Regions from separate parts of the Mus musculus genome. Here region 1 is linked to region 2. A link is a loop called in an ENCODE intact Hi-C map of the cell type or tissue named here. Cell type or tissue: left cerebral cortex. All regions are shown on one strand.

The links. A loop is a pair of places that touch in the nucleus more often than their neighbours do. Peaks named below come from ENCODE experiments on the same cell type or tissue, not always from the same donor. Only the 100,000 strongest peaks of a DNase experiment are listed, where the experiment ranks them.
Region 1: a loop joins it to region 2, with 2.3 times the contacts of the local background. A loop is called at or near these places in 5 of 42 quality-filtered maps.

Annotation. Positions count from the first base shown.
Region 1 is chr7:6,582,851-6,590,850 of GRCm38, forward strand. No RefSeq gene overlaps it. Among named protein-coding and RNA genes, the nearest start is that of Olfr1350, 17 kb to the left of the region's middle. In left cerebral cortex, a CTCF peak has its summit at 3,709 (motif pointing right); a DNase peak (open chromatin) is centred at 3,698.
Region 2 is chr7:7,184,571-7,192,570 of GRCm38, forward strand. No RefSeq gene overlaps it. Among named protein-coding and RNA genes, the nearest start is that of Zfp418, 17 kb to the left of the region's middle. In left cerebral cortex, CTCF peaks have their summits at 426 (motif pointing left), 3,062 (motif pointing left) and 3,924; DNase peaks (open chromatin) are centred at 3,067, 3,683 and 3,899; H3K4me3 peaks cover 839 bases; H3K27ac peaks cover 256 bases.

The DNA.
Region 1 (8,000 bases), 600 kb before region 2:
AAACAATGTTAAATCGTCCTACCTTGTGTCAATATTTTGTACAACACCCAGTGGAGATGATTTGCAAACAATTTCCCTAACCCATTATTTATCATTTTATGGATGACATACTATTGGCAGATCCAAATATAAATATCCTGGAAAGAATGTTTGATAAAGTAGAAAATTTTCTGCCTTGCTGGGGATTGCAAATCACTCCTGAAACAATACAAAGAGGGGAATCTGTTAATTATCTAGGGGATAGAATAGGTCTGCAAAAGGTTAGGCCACAAAAAGTGGACATCAGAAGAAACCAATTAAGGATCCTTAATGATTTTCAGAAGATACTGGAAGATATTAACTGGCTGTGACGTGTGATTGGCTTGGCCACTCAAAAGCTAAGCAATTTATTTCAAACCTTACAACATGACAAAGATTTAAATATCCCCAGGAAATTATCAGCCAAGGCTGAGAAGGAGTTAGATTTGGTAGAAAGGAAATTGCAGGATACACATCTAGATTGTATTGATCCAAAGATGGCCTATATCTTAGTCATCTTACCTTCTACTCATTCCCCTTCAGGAATTCTCATGCAGAGGAAAGATTGTGTCTTAGAATGGGTATTTTTTAGCACATAAACAGAGTAAGAAACTAAAAACCTACATTGAGAAGGTCTCTGAATTGATACTAAAAGGAAAAATGAGACTTTGATAATTAGTAGTCAGGATGGATCCAGCTGAAATTGTGGTGCCTTTTACTAATGCAGAGATGGCCTCTTACGGGCCTGTGATGAACACTGACAAAGAGCATGCAGTGATTTCTTGGGAGAGACTAACAACAGATACTCTAAAAGCAAGGGACTCCAGTTCATAAAAAGAACTAATTGGATTCTCTCTCATATAATAAAGGGAACTCCAATATCTGAAGCCCCTACATTTTATACTAAAGCCAATACATCAGGTAGGGCATGATATAAATCGGAAGATGTACGTATGGTGGCTGATAATCCTTATAAATCAGTTCAATAATCTGCATTATATGAAATACTCATGGTGTAGTCAGATTTTTCAAGAGTCTCTTAATATAGTAACTGACTCTCAATATGCAGGAAGGGTTGTTTTATACATAGAGACTGCTGAACTTATTCAAGATGATTCTGAATTGACTTCACTATTTATTCAGCTATAACAAATGATAAGAAATAGGAGTTATCCTCAGGTAACAGCAGATGCTGTCAAGGATGTGGAGAAAGAGGAACACTCCTCCACTGCTGGTAGGATTGCAAGCTGGTACAACCACTCTGGAAATCAGTTTGGCGGTTCCTCAGAAAATTGGATATAGCACTATCAGAAGATCCAGCAATACCACTCCTTGGCATAAACCCAGAAGATGATCCAACTTGTAATAAGGAACCACTCAGGAAACCAATCTGACAGTTCCTGAGAAAATTGTTCCATCTGAAGACCCATCTGTACTACTACTGGGCATATACTCAAAAGACGCTCCAACATATAACAAGCACACATGCTCCAGTACGTTTATAGCAGCCTTATTATTATAGCCAGAAGCTGGAAAGAACCCAGATGCCCCTCAACAGAGGAATGGATACATTTACACAATGGAGTACTACTCAGCTATTAAAAACAATGACTTCGTGAAATTTGCAGGCAAATGGATGAAACTATAAATTATCCTGATTGAGGAAACCCAGACACAAGAGCGCACACATGGTATGTACTCACTAATAAGTGGATTTTAGTTAAAAATATCAGACCACCCACAATACAACATATAAACCATATGGAGCGTAAGAAGGAAGACTAAAGTGTAGTTGCTAAAATCCTACATAGAACCTGGAAGAAAACAATCACAGGAGGTAGAAGGAGGGAGGGATGTGGGAGGCAGGGAGGAGGGGGAGTGAAAAAATCAGGGGCAGGTATTGGAAGGGACAGGAGAGAAGTAGAGAGGGTTAGGAAATTGAATAGAAACATGTAGCAGTGGGGGATGTGAACTGGGGGTAGCCACTAGAAAAGTCCCAGACTCCAGGAAGTGAGAGGCTCCCAGGACCCAACAGTGATGACTTTAGCCAAAATACCCAACAAAGGGGAGATACAACCTACATAGACCACCTGCAGTAGATAGGCACAGCCCCAGTTGAGGGATGGGGGCACCCTCCATCTCAAAAGTTTTAACCCAGAAATGTTCCTATTCAATGATGGGCCCTATTTGGCCTTGAGGACAAACCTGAGCCTGGCTTGATTTTCGAGACCTGTCATTCGCTTCTACTCCAGAATGACCTATAGACCTGAATGAGACTGCTTCTGACTAGCTACCACGGATGTATAAATTCCTGATAAGCCCTGTGAGATCACCCCACACACCTCGTCATCTCACCCCATATTTCTATCCCCACCTCTTTGCCCTGTTTATATAAACAAATTGCTGCCACATGTGGTTCTTCTCCGGTGTCCAACTCTCACCATCCTGCTCAGCCCTGGAGAGACCTGACAGGTCTGGGCTTCTCTCCTCGAAGCTACCTGCCGGCAAAGAGCTGACAATACAATGGAAAGACAGGGACAAAAAAAAAAGTGGAGCACAGACTGAAGGAGAGACCACCCCACCTAGGGATCTATCTATCCCATCTTCAGACACCAACCCCCTAAACTATTGCTGATGCCACAAAGAGCTTGCTTTCAGCAGCTTGGTATGGCTGTTCTCTGTGAGGTTCTTCCAGCACCTGACCAATACAGATGCAGATACTCAGACAACCATTGGACTGAGCCTGGAGACCACAATGGAAGTACTAGGGGAAGGAATGAAGAAGCTGAAGGGAACTGCAACCCCATAGGAAGAAAAATATTAACTAACTGGGCCACCCAGAACTAAACCACCAACCAAAGAGTACACATGGAGAAATCCATAGCTCCAGATACATATATAACAGAGGAGGGTCTTATTTGACATCAGTGGGAGGGGTGGTCCTTGGTCCTGTGGAGGTTCGGTGCCCCAGCACAGGGGACAGCTAAAGCAGTGAGGCAGGTGAATGGCTAGAGGAGCACCCTCATAGAGGCAAGGGGAGGGAGGAGAGGAGGGATAGGATGGGGGTTTGTGGAGGGGTAACTGGGAAGGGGGATATCATCTGAAAGGTAAATGAATAAAATGATTTTTAAAAAGGGGGTGTAGCTGCACACCCTAAGTAAATTGAGCTGAGTAGAGGCCCAAGCTGTAACCCAAGAAAGTTGGGGGCTGCTTGGGCACAGGACTGAGACTAATTGGTTTGGGGGCCATTATTGCCAGAAATGCAGCCTCTGCAGCTGAGGATGAGCAGCTGAAACAGGGGAGGAGCTGACTTCGCAACGCATTTCTCACAGGCACAGGGGGCATCTCTGCCCATGCTTGAATTCCTGTGCTCTCGCCCCCTCATGCTCACTTATCTGTGTCCCCACATCTAAGTGGACAGCCAAACCCCATTCTCCCAGCCACCTGCACGGTGTCAACTGAATCCTGAAATCAAGTGCACATGCAGTGGGCTGCAGTCAGCATCCATGCCTTGAGTCAGCCACACACGGGCATGGGATAGGGTTTGGGCCAATTTTCCAATTGAGGAAAAGCCATAACAGGTCACACATAGGAAATGGAAAACAGCAGAGGCTCAGAAGCTGAGTTTTTTCTGCAATCAACCTCTAAGAGAATCAGATACCACTACAGTATCCTAAATCGAACACAAGAGGGAGACAAAGACACAGGAAACTTGGGATCAGGTAATAGGGGGTTGAAGTAGATAATTTCAGAGAGCAATGGAGATGAGCATAAAGATGACAAACATAATAAAGACTTTTTGGGTGCTTATGTAGTGCTCATTTAAAACGGCTCAGAATGGATGGAAAAGTCTAGAGAAAATCGTAAAGAGAATCTGTTATGAATATCACCTGTCAATAAAAAAGCTGATGGCCAATGAGCTGAGGCAGGAAATGTGAGGTGGGACACTGTCAGAAAGAGAGAGGATTCTAGGAAATAGGGAGAGAATAAAAGAGGATGCAGGGAGCCACGTGGGAGGAGATTCCAGGAAACGGATAGGGAGACGGACATAGCAGGTAGCTGAACTCAGGGAGCCACCGAGGAAAACGCAAGGATGCAGGCCAGGACTGAAGGAGAGATAACTAATCAAGTGACAGACACAGAATAGTTTGAGTAGGTTAAATAACTTACGAGCTAGTCAGGAAATGAGCCAAAGCCTATGGCCTAGGTATTTTTAATTATAAACAGTCTCAGAGTTGTCATGCCAGGAGCAGGGGCTGAGAAAGGAAAAACAGATTTAATAAATACATTTTTACAGGAAATCAACACCTTGCTAAATATAATTATTACATTGTTAAGTTTCACTCTTATCCTACTAATGTTTCAGTTTGCTACATCTTATCAAAAACCAAAGTCTTAGAAAAAGGATTAAAAATTTTTATAAGAGAGAGTGAAGGCAATGTTAGAACATTAAAGGAAAATTAGAGACATTTGTAAACAAAACTGAGGAGGATACTAAAATAGTAAAGATAGGGAAACAAACATTACAGGGAATTTTAGAGACATGTATAAGCAAAATTTAGGGGGAGATTAAGATAATAAAGATACAAGAAAATAAAAATAATAAAAACTGGAGACAAGTCTTGGAAGAAAATTTACAAAAAAAATATGAGTAAACTTGAAGTAGTTATAAGACAGAGTGAGAAAGTAAGGCCAGAACAAAACCCTAAAATGATTTCCCAGCCTTGAGAAGGAACTTGGAAGGAAATGAAGGAAATCCATATGGTTACCACACATTTGAATGGCAACCTATAGAGGCTCAGGATTTTAAAAGGTTTAAGACCCAACAAGCAGCTGAAAGAGTCAGATGCAGATATTTACACCCAACCAATGGACAGAAGCAGCTGACCCCTGTTGTTGAATTACAGAAGGCTGAAAGAAGCTGAGGAGAAGGGTGATCCTATAGAAGGACCAGCAGTCTCAATTAATCTGGACCCCCGAGATCTCTCATACACTGGACCACGAAACAGGCAGCTTACAGCAGCTGATAAGAGTTCACCACACACATACAGTAGAGGACTTCCGAGTCTGGGTTCATTCAGAGATGATGCACCTAACCCTCAAGAGACTGGAAGCCCCAGGGAGTTTAGAGGTCAGGAGGGGTGGGGATGGGGACATCCACATGGAGAAGGGGTGGAGAGGAGGTGTGGGATGTGGAACAGTAGGGTGGACGGGGGTGGGGGTGGGAATAAAATATGGAGTATAAAAAAATAAATTTTAAAAAAGGAAAAAAAACAAGCTTGAATGGGATCATTGGGCACAGGAGAGAGAGGGGGGGAGGGAGGGGGAGGGAGGGAGGGAGGACGGACAGACAGACAAGCAAGCAAGCAATAATGAGCTATGGCCTCAAATACATAGGACAAGGCTGAACAACAGAGAGGAACTGAATCATTTACAAAGATAACCCAGGGTTCAAACGAACCTTTTACAAAGACTGACCACAGCTCCAACTATTAGAGAATTTTTAATTGAATCTTTAGCTTTTGAAAATGCTAACAGTAAATGCAAAAAATTAATTAGACCATTAAGAACAAGATTTGTACCTCTTTATGATGGATTAAAACAACTGCAGACACAGAAATAAATGTTCACAATGTCCATTGCTGTGTCTGTGAAAGATCAAGTTATTCCCTAAAGAACTGTAACCAAATAGTTCCTAAAGATAAATTCTTCTATAACAGGAATAATTCTAGAAGAAAGTTTCCTGTGAAATATAGAAGATGTGGAAGAAACAGTCGTATTGCTCGTGAGTTTGGGTCATCCAAAGATGTAGTACACAATTCCTTAATGTCAGAAAACAAACTTTTCTGCTGGGCTTTGCTTAAGACCCAAAACAACAGGAGCATTCGTTTCCTGTACACCAAGAAGAGGTATTTCTGAAAAGCAATTTTAAAATTCAAGGCCTGAAATGTGAGGAGCGGGTGCAGCCACCGCCCCAAGATGGCACCCGGGACAGCTGCCAGGTCTTCTGACCTGTGCCTGACTTCCTCATTACCTCAGACTTAGCCACAGCCCAGCCGCCTGCACTACGCAGCTCGCCTGAGGTGTCATCACTTGCTGTGAACCTATGGAGTGCCATTATGTGACTGGGGTGATTGGGAGGAGTCAGTAGGGTATTTAAGGTGCGCCCCGGGGTTGCTCGAGGGATTCCCGTTTCTGCATTGCAATGCTAAGTGTTCCTGAATAAACCTGCTTGAAGAAGGACAACGTGGTGTTGTGTCTTTCCTGCTGGTCGGGGTGGATGCGACACTGAAAGAGTTGGGGTGTGTGTGTGTGTGTGTGTGTGTGTGTGTTAAGTTGCCTTGTCCAGTGGGAACCTTACTGTGGCCACCACGACCACCAGGTTAGGGAGATGAGTGCCCCTTTAAAATCTCATGGAATAAAACTCACCAAACACCAAGTCTCTGTTTTGGGAGACTTCAGATATCACGATGTATGAGTGCTGGTAATATTTATAGTTCTGACCCATGGACAGAAATAGCTTTCCTCACCCAAAGCCAAACACCCTAGGAAAAAAAACCAATTTTCTGCATGTTTTAGCTGCAATAGGCAACATATAGCCTAAAGATCAATGTGAGTCTGTTCCCACTGGCCGCTGGACTTTGCTGCTGGGAAGGAGAAACAAGGGTGTTCCTGTCTGTATCTACCTGCACTGCTGCCAGGTGCTGGGCTTGGTAAGCACTCAAACACTGCTCAGGGAGTGATAGAACACTAAGATGGGGAAGCAGAAGTTGGGGTTCCCAGATCCCCCAGACATTAGTCACTGCTAGTGTGGCACACAGAGGACCCTGGAATGAAGGATCAGGGGTCCACAGGCCACGATAAGGCTGGGACCATTGGTGGCCCGCAGGCTGAGGATGGCGACAAGCCTGAGACCAAGGAAACTGGAGCTCTGGCTTAGCTCATTTGCTAAGGTAGGGGCAGGTGTCTGGAACCGCAGAGAGGCCTTCTGTGGGAGAGTTAAGCTGCGGCTCTGTAGGTAAAGGCCTTCTCCATGTTCCCCATGACAGTTCTCAATAAAAGAGACGGTCCTTGGTTCCAAACTGTTTACTGGTTGTTCACTGTGGAAAATGGATGTGTACCAACTTTTCAGAGTGGACCAGAGGATTAAATACCTTTTGCATGGAGGAATTTTTGGGAAGGGGAGCTTATTGGCTAAGCCCTCAGGGTCTCTAGGTACCTCGTTAGCATGGAGAACTCTGTTCTGGGCCTACATGACCATAGGACACATTTCCTTATGTGGGAAGTGTGGCACATGTTCCAGGCTGGGAATCTGGCAGGGAGCAGGAAGCCTCCTGCCATCTTAAGTGTGTACCCGGGTTTCCAGGGATTCAGACCCGCTCTACCTAACCAAGCTTCCTGGCAAGGTCCATTGTCCCACAGATCAACGTCCTAAAAATCACCCTACTACAGATCTCACAGCATGTACCCAACTATTGTGAGAAAGAACCAATTTACCTACCCGTTGTCCAAATCAAAGAGCTGCCCCAATCACTGCCCCCAATATAAAGAACTATGTACTATTTCACCCCCAAAAGAAGTTAATAGGCCCTTTAACGTCTTTTCAGACAGTATAGACGCTCCCCTACTGATTGATCTCCCCTATAGACTGATATACCCCTACAATTCTATTCCATCTCCACTATCCCCAGCCCTTTCCTCTGCCTTCCTTACAGAAACACAGGTGAATGCCTCCAAGAGGCCTCCTCATCTGAAGGTTGCAGGTATTATAGATACCACTTGTAACAGTAGCACCTGTAACAACAGTAGTTAACAGCACCTGTAACAACAGTACCACCATGTTTACCAACCTTAAATTTAATTTTCTGACAGCCGGCCACCTTCCTGGTGAGAGCACGGGGTCTGCCTGGCCTGAGAGGTTTGTGGCACAGGCGCCGGCGGGAGCCTTCTTGGCTCCGGGACTCCGCGGAGGGCAGGCTGCA
Region 2 (8,000 bases):
GGCTTTGATAATTGAGAGGTGGGGTTTTATATGAGAATATTACCTGTGGATTACTCTAGAGACTGTAGATGTTGCATTCTTGGAAATAATTTGCCTTTATCTTATGTCCTGAAATCTTAACTAAGTCTGAATTCAGGGTGTGACTTATAGCCAGATTTATAGTGAGAAATATCAGCAAAAAGCAGATCAGAAAGATTCAAATGCAGTTTTGCCAGGAACAGAATGTGTTGGAGTTACAAACAAAAAAGCCATAGTTACTAATGGAGACCACACTGTTAAAAGAAACTAAGTATTTTGTACTAAGGGCATAGAAAAAAAAAATACCTTGATGGCTCAGCAGTTAAGGACACTAGCTGCTCTTCCAGAGGTCCTGAATTTGATTCCCAGCAACCACATGGTAGCTCACAACCATTTATAAAGGGATCTGATGCCCTCTTCTGTATGTCAGTGTATGTGCAGGCAGAGTACTCTTACATCTAAAAAATAATAATACAGATATAATTTTTTAATTTGTTTAAAACAACATTCTTGTGGAAATTCTTTCCTGGGTCCAGTTACCCCTATGTAGGCCACTTCAGCTGTGGATCAGTGAACCTGTGTTTCTGCTTGAGCTGGCAGTGTTTGTAGCACTAACGTGGTGCTCCTTTTACAGGCAGGCAGGATATAAGTTACAGAGGAGTGTGTAGAGGCTTCCACCAATTCCAGGCATAGCCCGAGATGCTGGGTGGTATGTGACAAGGCCTCAGGGTTAGGCATACTCAAGCCTATTAGATCTCAAGTGATCCTGATCCCAGAAGTAGTGCTACAGAATTTGGGTTTTTTCCATATTGTTTGTTGCTCTCCTTAGTTTCCATCCCTCCCTTCTGTGGCCCAATTCTTCCCTTTTGAAGTAGGTATGTTTAGTCTGTGCCACTGTTATTTTGGATTTACAACCCCCCCCTTTTTGGTTTTACTTTGCTCAGTTTAGAGTTTAACCTTTGCTCACATAAGAAAGGGGCCTCTGAACAGTATTGAAACTGTTAAGACATAAATAAGACTGTTGAAGTTGGGGGAAATGAATTTTTTTTTTTTTTTTTTTTTTTTTTTTTTTTTTGCATCATAAGAGAGCTGTGAGCCTCTGGGAGCCAGGAATGGGATTTTATGGTTTGAATCTGAATTGCCTCTCACGTTTTAAAAACCTTGCTACATTGGCAAGCAGTGGAATCTTTGGAGTTGTGGCAAAAGTGAGCAGGAGTTGGTGATTAAAAGCAGGTGTTGAAAGTTATACCAACCCCTAGTTCAGCAATTCTCAACCCCTTTGGAACCGTATGTGACCCCTTTGGTAGTCACATAATTTATAATACAGTTCAGAATAGTAGCAAAATTATTGTTATGAAGTCGCAACAAAATAGTTTTATGGTTGCAGGTCACCACAACATGAGGTACATATTAAAGGGTGACAGCACTAGGAAGGTTGAGAACCAAGCCCCCAGTTGTTGCTGCCAGTCTGCTTAATACCATGTTGTGAGCAGCCTTCCCCATGTGTTCCTGTTTGTTGCCTTGAGCTAAGCTGCACCCTACCACACCCCCATATCCTCCATTTTGACAGACTGAAAGCCTTTGAAACTGAACCAATGTAAATCATTCCTTTGGTTATGCAAAATTAACACACTGATGTATAGCAGATGTGCATTTGTGTGTACAATTTTTTATGGTATAAGCATTGAACAGGTTATAAAACCTTAAAACCATCATGATATCAATAATGTTTCAATCCAGAATTTTTCTGCTCTTGTATTATGTTTTCCGTGGGGTTTTAGGTATTTGGTGATTTGCTTACTTTCAAAATGGTTTAATTTGTAGCTCTTATAATTTTATTTGAACAGAATCTGAAAGTGTTTGCCTGTTTTTTTTTCTTCCAAATATTTTACAAATTTCTTTTTTTTTTTAAATTAGGTATTCATTTACATTTCAAATGCTATCCTGAAAGTCTCCTATATCCTTCCCCTCGCCATGCTCCCCTACCCACCCACTCCTACTTCTTGGTCCTGGTGTTTCCCCTGTACTGGGGCATATAAAGTTTGCAAGACCAAGGGGCCTCTCTTCCCAAAGATGGCCGACTAGGCCATCTTCTGCTACCATTGCAGCTGGAGACACGAGCTCCGGGGTTACTGGTTAGTTCATATTGTTTCACCTATAGGGTTGCAGACCCCTTCAGCTCCTTAGGTACTTTCTCTAGCTCCTCCATTGGGGCCCTGTGTTCCATCCAATAGCTGACTGTGAGCATCCACTTATGTGTTTGCGAGGCCCAGCATAGTCTCACAAGAGACAGCTATATCAGGGTCCTTTCAGCAAAATCTTGCTGGTGTATGCAATAGTGTCTGGGTTTGGTGGCTGATTATGGGACGGATCCCCGGGTGGGGCAGTCTCTGGATGGTCCATCCTTTCGTCTCAGCTCCGAACTTTGTGTCTGTAAGTCCTTCCATGGGTGTTTTGTTCCCAATTCTAAGAAGAGGCGAAGTGTCCACACTGTTTTCTAATTATTTCCATATTGGATAATTGGCTCATTACTGTTACCTATATGAACACATAATTTTTATTGTTATCCAGAATTCTGTGGACAAGTCAGTGGTCATGTGTTAATGGCCAAGTGGCTAATTGCTAATTGAAGACTATTAATAAAGCTACAAAGAACATAAGTATTCCGATCTTTTTTTGGAGAATGTATTTTACTTATACTAGTGATTTCAGTTAAGGTAACTTATATTTAAAAACTTCAAGATGGGTTTAAATTAATTGAGTCCATTGTGGTTCACAGCATCAGGAAAAATATGGAACATTGTGTGAGCTTGGTCCAAGAAGAAAACATTTCCTAGCAGAGAAAGACCAGTATTTGATGAAGAGTATGTGAGTAGCTGCTCTCTCCTGCTAGAACCTCCAAACCAGCACTTGAGAAAATCTTAAGAGGCTGAAGAGATGTCTCAGCAGTTAAGAGGTCAACCAGTGTACCCAAGTTCAGTCCCTAGCACTTCTGTTAGACTGCTAATGCCTGACCTTTACCCCCGCTCTGGGGGATCTGACACCCTCTTCTGGCCTGCGTGGGTACACATAGAGATAAAAATAAATATTTAAAAAAGAACGAACGAAAGATAAAGATCGCAAACATCGTCTTAGGGGTAATGCACAGCCATATTAATCGCATTCTGAACAGCTACAGATGGCTCCAAATCCAGCTTCTCCCTCCAGACACCCAGTCCTCACCCAGCTCTACTTTACCAGTTCATAGATATGAAGAGATCCCAAGAGACTCCAAAACATCAGATTGTTGTTGTTTGGTTTGGTTGGTCTTACTGATGCCATATGACTCAAACAGTTCTAAGTCTTTTTTTTTTTTTTTTTCTTTCTACTCTGTATTTTCTGCTGCAGTTCCCTAAGCCCAAGAGTCTGAAAGGGTGGGGTCCACCCTGGGATCTGGAATCTAAGGCTTATTTGAGATAACGCCAGGGGTCCTTCTTATCACACAGGACCGGAACTCGATCCTAGACGTTGTTTATCCCAATCCTGCGCTTTTCCGTGAGTGGATTATTATTCTTATACTTTTAGCAGTTTCCAGAATCCTGATTGGTATGCATAAAATTGCCACTGAGACCGACTGAGAAGGTGGAGGAGCTAAGGAAACTACATTACCCACAATTCATAGAGTGGCAAACGGCTGGACCAATGGTCTCTCGGAAAGATCTTTTCTGTGTTAGGGCCGCAAGCTATGGGCGAGATTTCCTAGATTTTTCTAACTCTGCCCAGTGGTCCTTGTAGCTGCGCTGGGTTTGTTGTTGTTGTTGTTGTTGTTGTTGTTGTTGTTTTCTCCCTATCGGAGATACAAGAGTGTGGCGTGGTGACTAAGATGGGCAGAGAGGACAGGTGAGGAGCTCTGTCGCCACCAACCGGCCGCGGTGAGGGATGCTCCAGCATTTGCAGAGTACTTGGGCTGCTGCCTCAGTGGCAAAACCTGTTGCGTTCTCCTGAGTGAGAGACGAGTATAATAACTCAAGTGATTCCAATTTTTTAGGTTTTTATCATAACTATTTTTAAGTTGATTGTAGAATTCGATTTGGTGTGTGTGTGTGTGTGTGTGTGTGTGTGTGTGTGTGTGTGTGTGTGTGCAGGTGTCTCTGGGGGTGAGATGGCAGCGGCAGATTCACCTTTAACAGGAGCTACAGAGCATTGTAAGCCTTAGATCCCAGATCCCAGGGTGGACCCCACCCTTTCAGACTCTTGGGCTTAGGGAACGCATGTGCTCCTAACTGCCAGGTCATCCTTAGTCCCCTTTTCTTATTTCTTTTAGCCTATAGTAATTAAACAAACGAGTTTCATGTAATGTTTTCATAATGCATATCACATACTTTGTTCATTTTCATTCCACTATCATCATCATCATCTTCTCCTTCTCCTTCTCCTTCTCCTTCTTCTTCCTTCTTCTTCTTCTCCTTCTTCTTCTCCTTCTTCTTCCTTCTTCTTCTTCTTCTTCTTCTTCTTCTTCTTCTTCTTCTTCTTCTTCTTCTTCTTCTTCCTTCTTCTTCTTCTTCTTCTTCTTCTTCTTCTTCTTCTTCTTCTCCTTCTCCTTCTCCTTCTCCTTCTTCTTCCTTCTTCTTCTTCTCCTTCTTCTTCTCCTTCTTCTTCCTTCTTCTTCTTCTTCTTCTTCTTCTTCTTCTTCTTCTTCTTCTTCTTCTTTTGTATTTATTTTGCAATAGCATACCACTCTAACTAGCATGGAACTCACTATGTAGACCAGGCTGGACTTCAGCTAACAGAGATCCAGCTGCTTTTTGCCTCTGAGTGCTGAAAATAAAGGTTTGCACCACCACACCAGGCGCTTCTCTTTGTAAGATCATAGTTCTGTCAGATGGGAGCAGGACTCTTCTGTCCTCATTTAAACTTAATTATCTCCAAACAGAGACTGCCATTGAGTATGGTCATACTGAAGAATAGAATGTTGACGTGAACTTTGAGACGCATAGTTTAGTCCAGGCAGTCCATAGATACTTGCTTTCCAGCTGAAATTTGCTTACTTCGGGTTTTTTTTTTTTTTAGCTTTTTTTTATTAGTTATTTTCTTTATTTACATTTCAAATGCTATCCTGAAATTTCCCTATATCCTACCCCCACCCTGTTCCCCTACCCTCTCACTCCCACTTCTTGGCCCTGGTGTTCCCCCGGACTAGGTCATATAAAGTTTACAAGACCAAGGGGCCTCTCTTCCCTGTGATGGCCGACCAGGCCATCTTCTGCTACACATGCAGCTAGAGACACGAGCTACAGGGGTACTGGTTAGTTCATATTGTTGTTCCTCCTATAGGGTTACAGACCCTTTCCGCTCCTTGGGTACTTTCTCTAGCTCCTCCATTGGGGGCCCTGTGTTCCATCCTATAGATGACTATGTGCATCCACTTCTGTATTTGCCAGGCACTGGCATAGCCTCACAAGAGACAGCTATACCAGGGTCCTTTTAGCAAAATCTTGCTGGCATATGCAATAGTGTCTGGGTTTAGTGGCTGATTATGGGATGGATCCCCGGGTGGGGTAGTTTCTGGATGGTCCATCCTTTTGTCTCAGCTCCAAACTTTGTCTCTGTAACTCCTTCCATGTGTATTTTGTTCCCTTTTCTAAGGAAAAATGAAGTATCCACACTTTGGTCTTCCTTCTTGATTTTTTTTTTTTTTTGTGTTTTGCAAATTGTATCTTGGGTATTCTAAGTTTCTGGGCTAATATCCACTTATCAGTGAGTGCATATCACATGAGTTCTTTTGAGATTTGGTTACCTCACTGAGGATGATATCCTCCAGAGTCATCCATTTTTCTGAGAATTTCATAAATTCATTGTTTTTAATAGCTGAGTAGTACTCCATTGTGTAAATGTACCACATTTTCTGTATCCATTCCTCTGTTGAGGGACATCTGAGTTCTTTCCAACTTCTGGCTATTATAAATAAGGCTGCTATGAACATAGTGGAGCATGTGTCCTTATTACCAGTTGGAACATCTTCTGGATATATGCCCAGGAGAGGTATTGCTGGATCCACCGGTAGTACTATGTCCAATTTTCTGAGGAATCGCCAGACTGATTTCTAGAGTGGTTGTACAAGGTTGCAATCCCACCAGCAATGGAAGAGTGTTCCTCTTTCTCCACATTCTCACCAGCATCTGCTGTCTCCTGAATTTTTGATGTTAACCATTCTGACTGGTGTGAGGTGGAATCTCAGGGTTGTTTTGATTTGCATTTCCCTGATGATTAAGGATGTTGAACATTTTTTCAGGTGCTTCTCAGTCATTCGGTATTCCTCAGTTGAGAATTCTTTGTATAGCTCTCAACCCCATTTTAAATATGGTTATTTGAATTTCTGGAGTCCAGCTCTTTGTATATATTGGATATTAGTCCTCTATCTGATTTAGGATTGGTAAAAATCCTTTCCCAATCTGTTGGTGGCCTTTTTATCTTATTGACAGTGTCTTTTGCCTTACAGAAGCTTTGTAATTTTATGAGATCCCATTTGTAAATTCTTGATCTTACAGCACAAGCCATTGCTGTTCTCTTTAGGGATTTTTCCCCCCTGTGCCCATATCTTCGAGACTTTCCCCTACTTTCTCCTCTATACATTTCTGTGTCTCCTGTTTTATGTGGCGTTCTTTGATCCAGTTAGACTTGATCTTTGTACAAGGAGATAAGAAAGGATCAATTCACATTGTTCTACATGAAAACCGCCAGTTGTGCCAGCACCAATTGATGAAAATGCCATCATTTTTCCACTGGATGGTTTTAGCTCCCTTGTCAAAGATCAAATGACCATAGGCTTGTGGATTCATTTCTGGTTCTTCAATTCTGTTCCATTGATCTACATGTTTTTCGCTGAACCAGTACCATGCAGTTTTTAATCACAATTGCTCTGTAGTACAGCTTGAGGTCAAACATGGTGGTCCCACTAGAGTTTCTTTTATTGTTGAGAATAGTTTTTGCTATCCTAGGTTTTTTGTTATTCCAGATGAATTTGCAAATTGCCCTTTCTAACTCAGCAAAGAATTGAGTTGGGATTTTGATGGGGATTGTATTGAATCTGTAGATTGCTTTCCGCAGGATAGCAATTTTTACTATATTAATTCTGGATGAAATGAACAACTTCCTGGACAGATACCAGGTACCAACGTTAAATCAGGATCATATTAATAATATGAACTATCTCATATCCCCTAAAGAAATAGAAGTGGTCATTAACAGTCTCCCAACCAAAAAAAGCCCAGGACCCAATGGGTGTAGTGCAGAGTTCTATCAGACCTTCAAAGAAGACCTAATTCCAACTCTCCTCAAACTATTCCACAAAATAGAAACAGAAGGTTCTCTACCCAATTCATTCTATGAAGCCACAATTACTCTGATACCTAAACCATACAAAGATCCAACAAAGAAAGAGAACTGCAGACCAATTTCCCTTATGAATCGTTGCAAGTATACTCAATAAAATCCTCGCAATCTGAATCAAAGAACACATCAAAACGATTATCCATCATGACCAAGTAGGCTTCATCCTAAGGATGCAGGCATGGTTTGATATACAGAAATCCATCAACGTAATCCTCTATATAAACAAACTCAAAGACAAAAATCACATGATCATCTCCTTAGATGCTGAGAAAGCATTTGACAAAATCCAACACCCCTTCATGATAAAAGTCATGGAAAGATGAGGAATTCAAGGCCCATACCTAAACATAATAAAAGCAATATACAGCAAACCAGTAGCCAACATCAAAGTAAAGGGAGAGAAGATGGAAGCAATCACACTATAATCAGGGACTAGACAAGGCTGCCCACATTGTCCCTACCTATTCAACATTGTACTTGAAGTCCTAGCCAGAGCAATTCGACAACAAAAGGAGATCAAGGGGATACAAATTGGAAAGGAAGAAGTCAAAATATCACTATTTGCAGATGATATGATAGTATATATAAGTGATCCTAAAAATTCCACAAGA